Regions from separate parts of the Mus musculus genome. Here region 1 is linked to region 2. Evidence: chromatin loops called from intact Hi-C (ENCODE). Cell type or tissue: gastrocnemius. All regions are shown on one strand.

What was found. Hi-C counts contacts between places; a loop is a spot of excess contacts. Peaks named below come from ENCODE experiments on the same cell type or tissue, not always from the same donor. Only the 100,000 strongest peaks of a DNase experiment are listed, where the experiment ranks them.
Region 1: it touches region 2 in a loop (6-fold over the local background); 32 of 42 quality-filtered maps call a loop at or near these places.

The regions. Positions count from the first base shown.
Region 1 is chr6:120,219,290-120,227,289 of GRCm38, reverse strand. B4galnt3 (beta-1,4-N-acetyl-galactosaminyl transferase 3) reads left to right here. Exons shown (of 20, transcript NM_198884.2): 4 at 2,102-2,197; 5 at 2,655-2,745; 6 at 3,114-3,214; 7 at 3,622-3,689; 8 at 4,939-5,017; 9 at 5,160-5,226. Among named protein-coding and RNA genes, the nearest start is that of B4galnt3, 72 kb to the left of the region's middle. In gastrocnemius, CTCF peaks have their summits at 4,419 (motif pointing left) and 7,845; DNase peaks (open chromatin) are centred at 1,610 and 4,415.
Region 2 is chr6:120,292,885-120,300,884 of GRCm38, reverse strand. It overlaps B4galnt3 (beta-1,4-N-acetyl-galactosaminyl transferase 3), which reads left to right and starts at 5,988. Exons shown (of 20, transcript NM_198884.2): 1 at 5,988-6,494. The coding sequence starts at 6,326. In gastrocnemius, a CTCF peak has its summit at 4,104 (motif pointing left); DNase peaks (open chromatin) are centred at 5,960 and 6,395; H3K4me3 peaks cover 1,432 bases; H3K27ac peaks cover 332 bases.

The DNA of each region.
Region 1 (8,000 bases), 74 kb after region 2:
GGGGGCTGGGAAGGCAGGTCAGTCATAAAGATCACAGTGAGATGATCTTTATGACGATGTGACTAAAGTCTGAAGTCACCTGAAGTTTTTAGCTGCAGAGTGACCTGCTTCATCAGATCAGTCCAGTTGCTCAGGACAGTCCTGGGGGGCAGTAAGAACACCCAGGGCAGGGGAGACGCCACCATCTGCCTCCTCCTGCTGCTGACCTGGAAAGCCCAGTAAGTCCCAGCAGAGGTGGAGTAGACCTTCCCTTCCCTGAATACCCCTTCTGCACTCACCTTCTCCATGGAGTAATTGCTGTGTGTTCTCAGGGAGTCACTTCCTGAGCCCCGATATCCTCCCTTCTAAATGAGACAAGCTGACAAGTACTTTCTCCCGTACGGCCAGCTGTAAGTTCCAAACCATCACAAGCTTGGAGGAGGGGCTGGAGAGATGGCTCAGTGGTTAAGCGCACTGACTGCTCTTCCAGAGGTCCTGAGTTCAAATCCCAGCAACCACATGGTGTCTCACAACCATCTGTAATGGGATCTGATGCTCTTTTCTGGTGTGTATGAAGACAGCCACAGTGTACTTATATATAATAAATAAAACTAGGAGGAAGCCCACCCCTTCCCTGGCCTTCTGTCTATGTCAGGCAAAGGAGAAGGGCCACCTCGGAGGCTGAGGTTCCAGAGTGCCACATCTTTGTTAGTATAGAGTCCCTAAAATGGAACAACACAAAACACAAATTCTGATGTAGTTGTCAGTCTGGGTCTGAGGAAGAAGACAGTGTCCAAGGATCCCCAAGACACCCCCACAGTCGGAGGTTACCCACAAAAGTTTGAGGCTCAGCCAAATACTGGGTAGAGCCTACCTCAAAGAAAAGGCTATTTCTCTCTTCCACTCTCCTTCCCTGCTTCCCTGAGGGCTTCCTATAGCACCTCAGGCTCTCTTGGCTGAGCTGGATTGCTTGCGGAGGAGCTGGGAGAAATTGGTATCTCCCTGCCCTCAGGCCAAAGCTGCTTTCTGGGCAAAAACCCCTTCTCGTGCCAAGTGCCAAGTCTGACATCGTAGCTCCAGGCTTCACACAGCTGACGGCTCTGCTCTGGTGGCCGTGCTCCCCTCAAGTCAGAGAACCAGAGCTCTCTGACCTGGAGGTCTCCTGGGGAGGGGACAGAAGCAGACCACTTGGAGAAGACAACTGAATCCTTTAAGCTGGACTTGAGGAATTTCCCCAGAAGCAGCATAAAGTCCCCATTCTTTTCCTTCCTTGGAGCCTCTAACCGCCTCCCACCTACCAACCCACAGACTTCCTCACCCACCCCAGCCCCCTCCCTACATTCCTGTGAGTGGTGGCTACTTCCCAAGGTCCCAGGTCAGAGAGTGACAAGCTAGCCTCTGCCAGTCAGTGAGGAGCCTGTGAGCTGCAGGAGGCCCTGAGGGGGCCCCCAGATACCACCATGGATTTCCTCAGATGCTTCCCCCAGCCAGAGTATGGAGACCACTGGGTAGGTGAGGTCATGACAGGCAGAAGGCTGCAGAGCCTTCCTCTCCTGAGAAACAGGGCAGGCATGATAGGCAAGCCCTTGGCTAGAACCTGACCAAGCTCCTCCCAGCTCCTTCTGTCACTTGCATCGTTTTGCCACGGCTATTAAGCCCCTTGCCTGCACGTGTGTGCATGTGTGCGTGTGTGTGCGTGTGTGTGAGTGTGTGTGTGTGTGTGTAACCTCAGAGTCAGGCCATAGGGCTGATGTTAGCTTTTCATCAGGACAAGCATTCCTGAGATAACCAACTCATGAACAAGAAAACATTGTGTAGGCTCAAGGGTTCAGAGGGTTAATCCTAGGCCTGCTTGGCCCAGTTCCTTTGACTTGTGGCAGCTTAGTGCATCCTGGTGGCAGAGGACTGACTGGCGAGTCATGAAAGATAGGAAGCAGTGAGGATCCCAGTAATCCCTTCAGGGGCACCGCCCTATAACCTAACCTTCTCCTATTAGGTCCTCACCTCCTAAAGCTTCCACATCTTCCAGTACCACCACGGACTGGGAGCCAAGCCTTCCATAGAGTATTCGAGAATCACTGTGTCCACTTCTCACTCACTGCCCCCTCTCTGCCCCACACAGTTCCGGGGCCACGCCAACCTACATGTGTTTGAAGACTGGTGTGGCAGCTCCATCCAACAGCTGAGGAACAACCTGCACTTCCCACTCTACCCCCACGTGAGTACCTGTGGGGATGTTTGTACATGGTGCCTGGACCACCCTCTGTGTCTCCTGCATCTCATGCACTCCACCTGCCTCCTTCCCTGCTTCTTCTCAGTCCATCACAGTCGGTCTTACTCCCTCGATCTCTTGGGCCTTCTCTTCCTCTGTCCAGAAGATCTTTTTTGTCTTCTCCTTCCCCGAGACTCTTGCCACCTGCCGCTGGGCAGCATTTCATTCAGTTCAGGCTCTCTTGATGTTTATCCAAGGGCAACATGTGCATCGTACACGGCCAGCTGGACCGAGAAGCGAGTAGGATCTCATAAGCACACCTATCTTGTACTCCACCCACCATACCACACCCCTAGTCTCCCATCGGCTGCCCCCCTCTTCTCCTCCCCACCAGCCTTGAGTAGACCGAGTTCTTCAACTCTTCTTCCTGATTCTGAGTGACAGTTCATCTTTCTTGACGTAGATCCGCACAACTCTGAGGAAGCTGGCTGTGTCCCCCAAGTGGACCAACTATGGCCTCCGCATATTTGGCTATCTGCACCCTTTCACCGATGGTGAGGGAGTCCCGAAGCCCCACTCCTCTTCCTGCTTCCACCTTCCTGGGGCAGGAGGGTCCTAGAAACATAACCCTGAGCCCTTGTTACTCCATCACGGAGGGAGGGGAAACTAAGGCATAGTGAAATCTCATCCAGTATCCTCAGGCAACTGCCCCACCCCCAAAGCCTGGAACTGGCTGGTCTACATAATTCTTCTCCATCTTCATATTGCTCCCCCAGAATGTAGAGTCCCCTCCCCCATGCAAAAATGGCGGGTAGGGCAAGTCACTGTGAGTGAAGAAAATCAATGTGCAGGTGTAACAGAGGCGTTCAGCCTCCGTGCCAAGGCCCTCTTTGATTCACCCAGACACTCTGCTGTTGCCCAGGGAAAATCCAGTTTGCCATCGCTGCTGATGACAATGCTGAGTTCTGGCTGAGTCGTGATGACCAGGTCTCAGGCCTTCAGCTGCTGGCCAGCGTGGGCAAGGTAGGACCAGCTCAGCCCTTGACCTCTCATTGGCCCTTGGAGGCGGGTACTGATGTGGTATGAGGGTCTTGGGAGCCTCCTTGACCATTAATGTCATTGACATGAAGAAGGGACAGAAGCCACACATGGTGCCCCTCAGCTCTGTCCTACACTGAAAAGGGCATGGGAGATGTGGACAGAATGGGGACCCAGCTATATACATTTTTCAGGTTCCATTGTCCCCGAGCCCATGCTAAGGATTCATGCTGGGTTGGTTGCCTATGGGAAGGCTCCCTTCCATTATTGGGGGCAGAAGTGTGTTGGCCGGCAATCCTTTTTAACTCTGTCTTCCCTCCTTTGCTATTCCCCTCTTCCCCCATCTTCTCTCTTTTCCTCTCCTTCCTTCTCCCTTCTCTCCCCACTTCTAGACAGGAAAGGAATGGACAGCCCCTGGAGAGTTTGGGAAATTTCAGAGTCAAATTTCCAAGCCAGTGAGGTAAGTAGGGTGGGTTACCACCCACACTCTTGTGAGCCCCTCCAGTGCCAGGCGTGTCAGCATGAGAGATCCAGGAGGCCCCTTGCCATCTTCACCAGCTCACTGCTCAGGGTTAGTATGAGTGAGAATCCACACCGTTTGTCTAAGCAGAAGCCATCGGCCCTGCCTTTCCTCATTTTATAAATGGTTTTTAGACTCTTTTTCTCACGAGTGCATTTTGCCTACATGTATGTACAAGGGTGTGCCGTGTGTAGGCCTGGTGTCCTCAGAGGACAGAAGGCTTATTGGATCCTCTGAAACTGGTCTTACAGATGGTTGTAAGCTGCTACATGGGTGCTGAGAACCAAACCCTGGTTCTCAGCAAGAGCAGTACTCACTCATAACTTCTAAGCTGTCTCTCCAGCTCATCCCCCACCCCCACCCTCATTTCAGAGGAGGCGATTGAGACCCAGAGCTTTGTGGCTGGATGGAAGGCCACACAGATAGTGACACTCAAGGCTAGAAAACAGGTCTCTTTTTTTTCTTCCTATTTTCTTTAGACCTAGAAATGCTCGCACTCATAAAGACTGCCTAGTGCTTGCTCTGGGGCTTCAGAGAGGGAGTCCCTACAGGGAACTGGAAGCCTGACCTTGAAGTGATCCTAGGAAATCTGACCTCTTCCAGCCTACAGCCACTGGAATGGCATTAAGAGCTAGCCTATGAACTTAGCTCAACTTCAGCACGCCACCTGGTGGCTTGCACATTCACAGGCGAGACCATATCCCAGCTTCAAGGGACAGGGAGAGAGAGAGAGAGAGCCCTTGGTACTTGGTGTGCCCGAGTTATTGTGAGTGCTCTGAGCTCTCTCAGTGCTTTGCATGGACCCTAAAGGCTACCTGGTCCAAATTACAACTGCGTTGCTCACTACCTGGGCGACTTTGGGCAAATTACCAAAGATCACCGTGTCTTTAAGCCGAAGACTGTCAGGAAAAGAATCATGTATGGTCCCGGTAGCAGAGACTACTCACTATGGCTTTAATCATGGGTGCCATGTCACTGGGTCTCCCAGTGAACTTCTGAACTATTTATATTTGGCTCTTTCAAAAGGAAAGACAAGGTTAGTTGTCAGGAGTAGGTGGGGGATAGTTAAATAGCAAGCACCTGGTAGGAGAAAGGGGCACGGGGGAGGGGGGCGCTTGTGGGTGGGAAAGGTGGATGATGGAGGTGGCTAGCTGAGGAAAAGCCTCCGTTTCCTGTCTTTGTCCGCCAGTTTATCAGCCTCCCTCAGGTACTACTTTGAGGTCCTGCACAAGCAAAATGATGAAGGCACTGACCACGTGGAGGTCGCGGTGAGTGCCTTTATCCCTCTTGACAACCCATCCCCCCCCCCCCACGTTCACGTACCTTTCCCAGCATTCCCTTGCCCATATCTTTTGAACACTGTCCCAAGCCCAGCGTCCTCCAACCTCTGTGCCTTTCCTCTAATTCTAGTGGAGACGGAATGACCCTGGAGCCAAGTTCACCATCATTGACTCCCCCTTCTTATCTCTCTTTACAAGTAAGTAGGCTCTGCCTGCCTGGGAGCCCAGGGGCTCCATTAGGGAGAGTGTGGCCCATGGTAAGGTCAGAGGGGTGGGAATAAAGTTCAGATATGTAGAGGACGGGTATGACAGAGTTCCAAGGAAGGATGAGAGCCTGAGAGACCTTACAGTTAGGGAGACTTTACTCTCCTGGGTAGAGGTCTGTTTAATGGTGGTGGTGGTGTGTGCCTTTAATCCCAGCACTTAGGAGGCAGAGGCAGACAGATCTTTGTGAGTTCGAGGCCAGCCTGGTCTACAGATGGAGTTCTAGGATAGCTAGGTGCTACACAGAGAAACCCTGTCTCAAAAAACAAAGACAACGTACTAAACATAGATGTGGTCTCAGGTTGGTTTGTTTGTTTGTTTAAGGGGGAAGGCAAGCAGTCAACTCCCTAGGGGTCTTGATGGAGCAGAATTTCTTAAATCTCTCCCAACAGTTATCCCTGTTAGCCTGAGAAATCTACACATGATTCCAGGTATATGGGTCCAAAATAGGTAGACACACCAAACATTCATTGATAACAGATCATAAGGACATTCATTTTACAGTGATGCTTTTGATATACCAATTATTAAAGGTGAAAGCAAATTTGTCTGTGGATGAAATATATATATTTTATTTTTACATGGTTAAATCTTGGTGCTGAAAAGATGTCTTAAACTCCAGTTTCAAAGGATTTGATTCCTTCTTCTGCTCTCCATGGGCACATAGATTTGGGTAAAACACTCATACACAGAAAATAAAATTTAACAATATAAACCTTTTTTTTAAAAAAGAGCACTAAGTGTTCTTCCAGCAGCTCTGAGTTCAGTTCCAGGCCCACACATCAGCTCACAGTTAATCTGTCTTATCCCAGAGATCTGATGGCCTCTTCTGACCTTCACAGGCACCAGCACATAAGGCGTATACTCACACAGACAGACATACAAACATAAATATTAGGCCAGGTGGTGGTGGTGCATGCCTTTAATCTCTGCACTCAAGAGGCAGAGGCAGGCTGATCTCTGTAAGTTCCAGGCCAGCCTGTGTTATCTAGTACATTAAAGAACAGCCAGGGTTACATGGGGGGGGGGGTGACCCTGTCTCAAAACAAACAAACAAGCAAATTATTTTTAAAAATAAAACTTTGTTTAAATATTTGATGCTGTATGATATGCAGCATCTTCTAGTCTTTTCAAATAATCAATATTGTATATGTATGTGTGCATGTGCCCGGGGCACACATGTGCAGAGGCCAGAGAGGACATCGAGTGTCTGCTTTTTTGCTGTCTACCTTATCCCGTAAGACAGGACCATCTCCTGGCGAGATGGCTCAGCAGTTAAGAGCACTGACTGCTCTTCTGAAGGTCCTGAGTTCAAATCCAAGCAACTACATGGTGACTCACAACCATCTGTAACAAGATCTGATGCCCTCTTCTGGGGTGTCTGAAAAGACAGCTACAATGTACTTACATATAATAAATAAATAAATCTTTTTTTTAAAAAATTGGAAAACAAAAAACAACAACAAAAAAGACAGGCCTTCTCTCTGAAACTGAAGCTCGCCACAGTGGCTAGGCTGCTTTCGTGTGAGCTTTTAGGCTAAAGGCTATGTTCAACTTTTATGTGTGTACTGGAGATTCAAACTCATGTGCATAAAACAGACACTCTTACTCACTGAACCATATCCTCAGCTCCTTGATCAATATTTTAGTTTTATAATCATCGGTGCTGGGTGTACTGCTTTGTATAAATCATTGCTGAGAGCACCTCATTCAACATTAGTGGTACAAAATAGAAACTATGTTAAGGGTCATTTTGAAAATTCTGTCCCAATCCTAAGCCAAAATTCACTTGATATCTTTCTTTTTCTTTTTCTTTTTTTTGTTTTGTTTTGTTTTGTTTTTGAGACAGGGTTTCTCTGTGTAGCCCTGGCTGTCCTGCAATTCACTCTGTAGACCAGGCTGGCTTCAAACTCAGAAATCTGCCTGCCTCTGCCTCCCAAGTGCTGGGATTAGAGCCGTGCACCACCACTGCCCGGCACTTGATAGCTTTCTTAAGTGTTCAAGTCTTTGTTTTCTGTCATTAATCTGTTATGTTTCTGTAAGAGCACACAATGTCATGTGCACAGTAAAAACACCCTATCATAACATTCAGTAGTTTTGTACCTGAGCAAAAGTGTTTCAGGGATTGTTCACTGGCCTTGCTAGGTGTGTGGCATGTGTCGGATGTTCGGAACCAAGGACGATGCTGGTTCTGGAACCTTTTAGCTATTGACCTTTTTTTTTTTTTTCATGACCAGTTTTCAAAACCAGAAACCTTTACTATTGACACATCTTTTTCATGGACCCCCCCCCACCACCACCACCCAGCTACAGCACTCCCTGTAGGAGCTTGACCACCAGCTTAAGCTGTGGACTGGAGAAGAAAAGAGGTAGCCCGAGCAGACCCGAGGAATAAAAATGCCAGAGTCTGATCCCCAGTCTGGGCTGTGATGGAGAAGACTCTAGTTAGTGGGCTGTGCAGACAAGGGATGCCTGGGGAAGCCTGGCTCACTGTGATCACATGACATTCACAGATGGTATGAGAGAGGCTGCCCTCTAGAGAATGGAACTAGATTACATGGGTGGTAACATCTTTCCCTCTTACCAGAGAAGCCTTAAGTTCAAACTCCAGCACAGCCAGGAATACCCAGGAAGTACTATACAGGAATACCAAGGAAGTACTATACAGGTGTAGGCTAAGTGAAATTAAATAGTACAGCTGAGTATA
Region 2 (8,000 bases):
ACTCTTGTTTCAGCAACAACTAAATAGAATCCAGGAAGTTTTTTGTTTTTTTGTTTTTTTTTTTCTTGCCCTAGGTGATAAGATAAACTTTCAACTGTAGTAACAATAAATAATAAAATAAAATAAAAATGAAGAGAAATCAAAATGACTTTTCTGGGAGCCGGAGAGATGGCTCAGCGGTTAAGAGCACTGACTGCTCTTCCAGAGGTCCTGAGTTCAATTCCCAGCAACCACACATGGTGGCTCACAACCATCTGTAATGGGGTCCAATGCCCACTTCTGGTGTGTCTGAAGGCAGCAACAGTATATATATGACAAATAAATAAAATCTTAAAAAAAAAAAACCAAAACAACAACTTGGTTTCAATACCCTAAAAAGATGGGGGGAGGGGAAAGGAGAGTGGGAGGGAGAGGACAGGAGGAGGAGGAAGAAGAGTGCTTTTTCCTATGGGCTTCCTAGCAACAAAGCAAACTTCAGAGGAGAAAAATAATTGATATTATTCTGTTGAAAAGCCTGAGCAAATAAAGCTGTAGCTCTCTCCCCCACCCCCCATAAATGTGCTGGGGCATCCCTTACACTGATAGAAGGCAGAGAGAGGCTGTAATGATTTGGAGGCAGGAGCTGGGATACGGCTCAGTGGCCAGGATGCTCTCCTAGCAGCCATGAAGCTCCAAGAAGCACATAGAACGGCCATGGTGGCATAATTGGGTCAGACTTGGTCAACTGAAAGAGAAAATGTGGGCATGTAGCTCAATGGTAAAATGCTTGTTATGTGTAAGGCTCTGAGTTCGATCTGTGGTGTGCATGCAAAGCCACCAATGGCCGAGTCAAGAAGCTCTTCAGCCAGCCTGTTACATAGAAAACCCTATCTCAAAACACAAAGCATAAACTGGGCACAGTGATACACACCTGTAATCTCAGTACTTGTGAGGCGGAGGCAGATCAAACGGTCAAGGCCATCCTGTTGTAGAAGGGAGTCTGGGGACAGTTTGGGCTATGTGAAATCCTGTCTAAGAAATAATGCGTGTATAAGGTACAGTGTTGCTTTGAACTGAAAGGGGAAGTATGTCCCAGCAATGGGCTGCCTAGTGAAAACTTCAAAGCACATACTTCTGCTCCCTGAATACTGTGCCAAAAACTGGGGCAGGGGTTATGATAAAGTCATGGTCTCTTAGTATGTGAATTCCAGAGGAGTTTCCCTAGCCCATACACTTTATTTTAACCCAAGCATAAGATTATCATCCCTTCTCCCTTTCTTTTGTTCTTATTGTTTTTAGTATGTACTTATGTACTTGTTGTTTTAAAGATTTATTTATTTACTCCGGCGGTGGTGGCGCTCGCCTTTAATCCCAGTTGGAGGCCAGCCTGGTCTACAAAGTGAGTTCCAGGATAGCCAGGGCTATATAGAGAAACCCTGTCTCAAAAAAACAAACAAGTATTTATTTATTTATTTATTTATTTATTTATTTATTTAATGTATGTGAGTACATTGTCACTGTCTTCAGACACACCAGAAGAGGGCATCGGATCCCATTACAGATGGTTGTGAGCCACCATGTAGTGGCTGGGAATTGAACTCAGGACCTCCAATAGAGCAGCCAGTGCTCTTAACCACTGAGCCATCTCTCCAGCCCTGTTGTTTGTTTGTTTTGGGGGGGTTTGTTTGTTTGTTTGTTTTTTCGAGACAGGGTTTCTCTGTGTAGCCCTGGCTGTCCTGGAACTCACTTTGTAGAGCAGGCTGGCCTCGAACTCAGAAATCTGCCTGCCTCTGACTCCAGAGTGCTGGGATTAAAGGCGTGCGCCACCACGCCCAGCCCATTGTTTGTTTTTAAGACAGGGTCTCACTATGTAGTCCTGGATGGTTTGGAACTCACTAAGTAGATTAGGTTGGCTTTGAACTCACAGAGTTCTGCCTGTCTCTGCCTCCAGAGAGTTAAGATTAAAAGCAAAACTGCCCATCATGCTCAAACATCCTTTTTTTTTTTCTTTACGGTTTAATCTTGAACTTTATTTTTAGCGTTGGGGATTGAATTGTGGGTCCTATGGCTAATACATGCTAGGCAAATCTCCAGTTTTTTCATCATTTAAAAAAAAAGAGAGAGAGAGAGGCTGGAGAGATGGCTCAGAGGTTAAGAGGACTGACTGCTTTTCCGGAGGTCCTGAGTTCAATTCCCAGCAACCACATGGTGGCTCACAACCATCAATAATGAGATCTGACCTCCTCTTCTGGAGTGTCTGAAGATAGCTACAGTGTACTTACATATATAATAAATACATTAAAAAAAAAAGAGTTAGGGTATTGCTAAGTTTGCTGAGGCTGCCTTTGAACTCAGTCTGTAGTCCAGACAGGTCTTGAACTTGAGATTCTCCTGTTGTAGCTTCCTTCCTATCTGGTGTCTGCACCGTTAGCCTTGTTAATCCTGCACATATTCCTCCATGGACATGGTAAGTAGCCATCACTTTTCCTGCCTAGTATGACAAACTGTGTAAGGTCACAGACACAGGGCTTTGGCAGAGCTCCTGCTTTTTACTTCTTCATCCAGATGGAAGGGCCTGACCATACTGGAAAGGAAGAGAAGTGGACAAGGAGGGTCCAGTTCTGGTGCTGTGATGTGCATGTATAGTGCCAGCTAGTGGGGAGGCTAGGCAGGCGGATCATTTGAGTCCAGCCTGACATACTGAAACCCTGCTGCAAACAGTAACCACAAGAGCAATCAATTCAGTAAGGGTTCTGCCTGTTCCTGGGAACGACTCCAGAGAAGCAAACTCTGCAGAATTATTCGTAGATAACGGATTCAGGGAAACACGGATGGAAATCAAGATGTCCTCACTAGATGACTGACAGGTGGTACTGATGAGCGAGGCCAGGGAGAGAAAGGATGAGAAGCAGAACGTGTCTGGATGAGTTGCAGATGTGCTGCTGCGAGAGTGCTCAGAGTTTCCAGGGTGAATTTGTTTCTCCAGGGGAACGTCCAGGAAAGCAGCATGTGCCGAGGAGGGGAAGGCAATGGACCTCAGGGCTCGGGATGCGGCTCAGGGCAAAGCACTTGCAAAGTCCTGGGTTCTGCTCATGGATTACCTATACAACATTTAATATTTAATATTTCTGAGCCCATTTCTTTTATCTGCAAAATGAATCAGTGAACCCTACCGCTTCTGTATAAATGACTCGTGCGAGTTGAGAACAAAAATCAAGCTTTGCCAAGATGAATAGCAAAATTGCTTGCTTACTTACTTACTTATTTTGGGTGATGGGGACTTGAGACAGGCTCTTTTATATAGCCCAGGCTGGCTTCAAATTCACTACGTAGCCTAGGATGACTTTAAATTTCTGGTTCTCCAGCTGGGCGGTGGTGGCGCATGCCTTTAATCCCAGCACTTGGGAGGCAGAGGCAGGTGGATTTCTCAGTTCGAGGCCAGCCTGGTCTAAAGAGTGAGTTCCAGGACAGCCAGTACTACACAGAGAAACCCTGTCTCAAAAAAACAAAAACAAAAACAAACAAAACAATTTCTGGTCCTCTTGCCTTCATTCCTGGAGTGCTGGAGTTACAGGTGAGTTGTGTGGTCCTGGGGTCTGAACCTAAGCCTTTGTGAAGGATAGGTTAGCATTCTACCAACAGAGCTACAACTCTAGCCTGGTGCTTAGTGTTTCTCCATGTAGTAGAATAATAATTGTTCTTCAGGGGCTGGAGAGATGGCTCTGTGGTTAAGAGTACTGGTTGTTCTTCCAGGGCACCTCAGTTTAATTCCTAGCATCTGCATGGTGGATAACAACTGTCTGTAATTCCATATTGCTCTCTTCTGACCTCTGAGGTACACACAGGGTATATATACATGCAGACAAAAACTTTCATATACATAAAGTAAAATAAGTCTAAAAGATGTCTATTTTTAAAAGTATTGTTCTGCGTAGAACATTGCTGCTCTATGCACCTTTTTATTCCTTTTTAAAAGAATTAATGTTTTAGGGCTGGAGAGATGGCTCAGAGGTTAAGAGCCCTGGATGCTTTTCCAGAGATCCTGGGTTCAATTCCCAGCAACCACATGGTGGCTCACAACCATCTATAATGAAATCTGGTGCCCTCTTCTGGCAAGCAGGCATACATGCAGGCAGACTACTGTCTGCATAATAAATAAATAGATCTTTTTTTTTAAAAATTACTTTTTTAGAGTTTAGTATACCAAATGTTGAGTTTTCTTTTTCTTTTTTTTAAAGATTTATTCATTATTATACGTAAGTACACTGTAGCTGTCTTTAGACACCCCAGAAGAGGGTGTCAGATCTCATTATGGATGGTTGTGAGCCACCATGTGGTTGCTGGGATTTGAACTCAGAACCTTTGGATGAGCAGTCAGTGCTCGTAACAGCTGAGCCATCTCTCCAGTTCCCGAGTTTTCTTATGGTAGTTTTACACACATGCGCATGCATGCGCACACTCACACACTTCATTATGTTCTTGTTCAGCCCTCTCCCACACAGCCTTTTCATCACTTCTTACCCCTCTGTTACTGACTGCCTTCCTCCCTCAGGTTCCTTCTGTTATCATGTAATGTGTATTCTATCAGTCTCTTTCCCCTCTTCCTCTTCTCTTAAGGATTTTTTTGAGATGGGGGCGCGTATACATGCGGCTGCACTCACCTACACTGGAAATCAAAACCAAGGCTTTGTGTATGCTAAACATTTCTCCTACAATTGGTATGTACGCCAGATCACTCTTCTCTTCTGCAGTCTCTACCCCTAGATTTCTTTTGTCTCTGTGCTGACCTTGGCTGACTTTAAAAAGCTTGCCTTGACCTTTCTTTCAAAGCTTCTATAATCATAAAAGAAGACCTTTTATGTGGCATGAGAGTTGGGAGAAAAGAAGAGACTCGGAAGGAAATAGCGCGAATCCACCTGTGGTACGGGCAGCTTAAGGAAGATGTGCCTCTCCTTTTCATTTTTTCTTTCTTTTTAAAATATTTTATTTCTCAAATGTACATGTGTGCCTCTTTGTGTGGGTATATTCATGTGAGTGGAGGCTGGAGCAGAAGCTAGAAGAGGAAGTTGGAATTAATGGGTTTGGGGAACCCACCTCAGGCCCTGAAGAAGAGCATCATACACTCTTTTCTCTTTTCTTTTTTTGAGATTTATTTGTTTATGCGTACGTACACTGTAACTGTCTTCAGACGCACCAGAAGAGGGCATCAGATCCCATTACAGATGGCTGAGGGCCACCATGTGGTTGCTGGGAATTGAACTCAGGACCCCTGGAAGATGCTTAATCACTGAGCCATCTCATCTCTCCAGACCCAGACCATGCACTCTTAATAGATGAGCCATCTCTACAGTTCTGCCAGACCCCCTTTCCATTTCCCTAGTTCTTTCATGGTTCTGGGATGGAACCCAGGGCCTCCTGAATGCTAAGCATTTGGTCTGCTCTTGAGTGGCCCCTCCATTTTTTTTTTTTTTTTAATCTCCAACAATCTTTCACCCAAAACACCTAAAACTGGAGAAACTCCTTGTAAAGGCTCCCCTGGTGCCTTTCAGTTGTAGTTGCGCCAGGGAAAAAACGGTATTCAAATTTGACTTGGAAGACAGTTAAGATTGAATGAAGTGTCAGTTAATTGTGACTAGGGTCTTTCTAGGTAGAGAAAGGTCCTGAGGCCAAAGTCACAGAGGTCACTTAAAAAAAATGTGTCTCAGCCCCACAGCAAGCTTCGAAAGAGCGCCTTCGAATATCTTGACGGTGACTGGGTTTTCTTGGTTCACAGAGTCCATGTCTTAGCTCGCATCTTCTTTCAGTCCCATATCCCTCATCATCACCCCACACACCCTCCCACATAACTCCAAGCCGGTGAGTACGCCAGGGACCAGCTCTCTCTGGCCCCACCTCTCCCCTTCCCTCATTCTCTAGGGGGCGGGGCCCACCTGCGCCTGGGGGCGGGGCCAAGGCGTGGGCGGGACAGGTAGGGAGTAAGGTAATGCTCGGAGCTGAGAGAAAGCGCCCTAACTGCAGCAAGCAAGCGCAGGGGCCGGAGGGCAACTAGGAGAGCCTCCTGGGCAGAGCGCTGGAGTGAGAAAGAAGAGAGGGAGGGAGGTGGCGGGCCTGCGACGAGGAGAGGCGTGGAGCGGACACTTGGGGAGGAGGAGCCCGGCTCCGCGGCCGGAGAACGACCTGCGAGGCACCCGCGCAGCCCAGGATCACCCCAACGCGTCGAGCATGAGCAGTCGGCCCGCTGGAGAGCGACCCGGGGAGACTGGCTGTGCGCCGCGCTGAGCGGCGGAGCCGGGCCGGAACGACGGGTGGGTAGCGGGTGCTGGAGCGGCAGGCTGGGCGAAGCGCCATGGGGAGCCCCCGCGCCGCGTTGCTGATGCTGCTCCTGCGCCCGATCAAGCTGCTGAGGAGGCGCTTCCGGCTGCTGCTGCTGCTCGCCGTAGTATCGGTGGGACTCTGGACTCTGTATCTGGAGCTGGTGGCGTCGGCCCAGGCCGGCGGGAACCCCCTGAACCACAGTAAGTAGCGCCGGGGGGCGAGGAGGTGGCGGAGGTGGGCGGGCGCTCCGGGCGGGGACCCGCCTCTCCGAGCTGATTCCAGGTGCCGGCGCCGCCCCGCGCTTTCCTGGGGACCTGGGCTTGTCGAGGCCACTGTGGGTCGCTGATCCTGGCCTGCCCACTCAGGACAGAGTGGAGCCGGGACGCTCTCAGGACATCCGGAGCGCTGGTGGAGGATTGGGGCGCCTTCCACCGTGCGGGAGCCACAGCCTCGCGGGACAGAGCTGTTTGCGAGCGCGGGCTCTGGGGCTGCGGCGCACTCGGCCACACGCTGCGATCAGAGCCTCCCCAACTTTGCCCTCGGCTTGCTGGAGTGGTTGGCTCGCTGTTTCCCCTCCAGCCGAGCTTTCGGGGGTTCCTTTTCAAAAAGCACCTCCGAGAGAGACGCCTGGCCTTCCCGCCTTGCGTGCGCCTCTTTTTCCAAGAGTCCCACCTCCTGAATGCGTGGTTCTCTGCTGGTCCAGACTGCCTCCTCCAGTGTTTTCACACTCTCCGCAATACCCACAGATCTAACAAACTCCCCAGACCCCGCCCAAGGCGACCCTGCCATGAGTAAATTCCTACTTGTATTTTTATTTCATCAAAGCACTCAAGTTTCTGCTTAGGAAAAGGGGAGGAAATGGCCTATCCCCTCTTCAATGGATATGATTATTACCCACAGTGACTTTCAGTATACTTTTGATAGGCTTAATAAAATTAAAAGTCATCTAGTAGCCAGAAAGGAGTGGAGAAGTTTCGAGAAGGGTCAGGTGCTCTTCTCCAGCCTTGAGGGGGGGGGGTGTGGGGGGAAGTTCTACTTCATCTTCTCACTGGGTCTCACTTTCCTGCTTTAAGAAACTCAAAGACTACCCTCCTGGTAGATTTTTTTGGCCAACAGTTTTTCTCTTAGCTGGATGTGATGGTTTATCTTTTGTGGCTCAGAAGAAGAAATGAGTGTCCTAGTCAGTAACTAAGCAGGATCGGTTTGGAGATGTACTCTTATAGCCCTACCTCTCTATGGCTGTGGACACAATTCTGGCTGTGAACTAGAAGATGCTGTTACAAGGGATCAAGCTATGGCTGTAGCTAGAGATCAAGAGGCAAGAGGAATCCTGCCTACATGGTCTCCAGGGTCCCTCTCAGTTGGGCTGTGGAGATTGTATGGCCTCTGACACTTGAACATTTCCAACGTGAGAGAGCCCCTACTTGGGGGAAGACCGAGGACGGTTGCACTCAGCCACAAGCATGTAGTCTTACAAAGAAGTCTTCCTTGCCTTGACCCCACTCTTCCTCCTCAGGTTTTGTTGCAGGTAGCTGAATTTTCTTGGAGTGTGTAACGGTGGGAGGTGTGGATTCATCTTCCTTGGAAGGCCTTTGCCAGCCTGGTTAGTGGGATAGTCTACATAAAATAGACAGGGAAGCAGTCGCTTTGTGATCCTGAAGTCAGTGGCTGCCTTTGCTCCTTTTCGCCTGTCCTCTGCCGCAGGT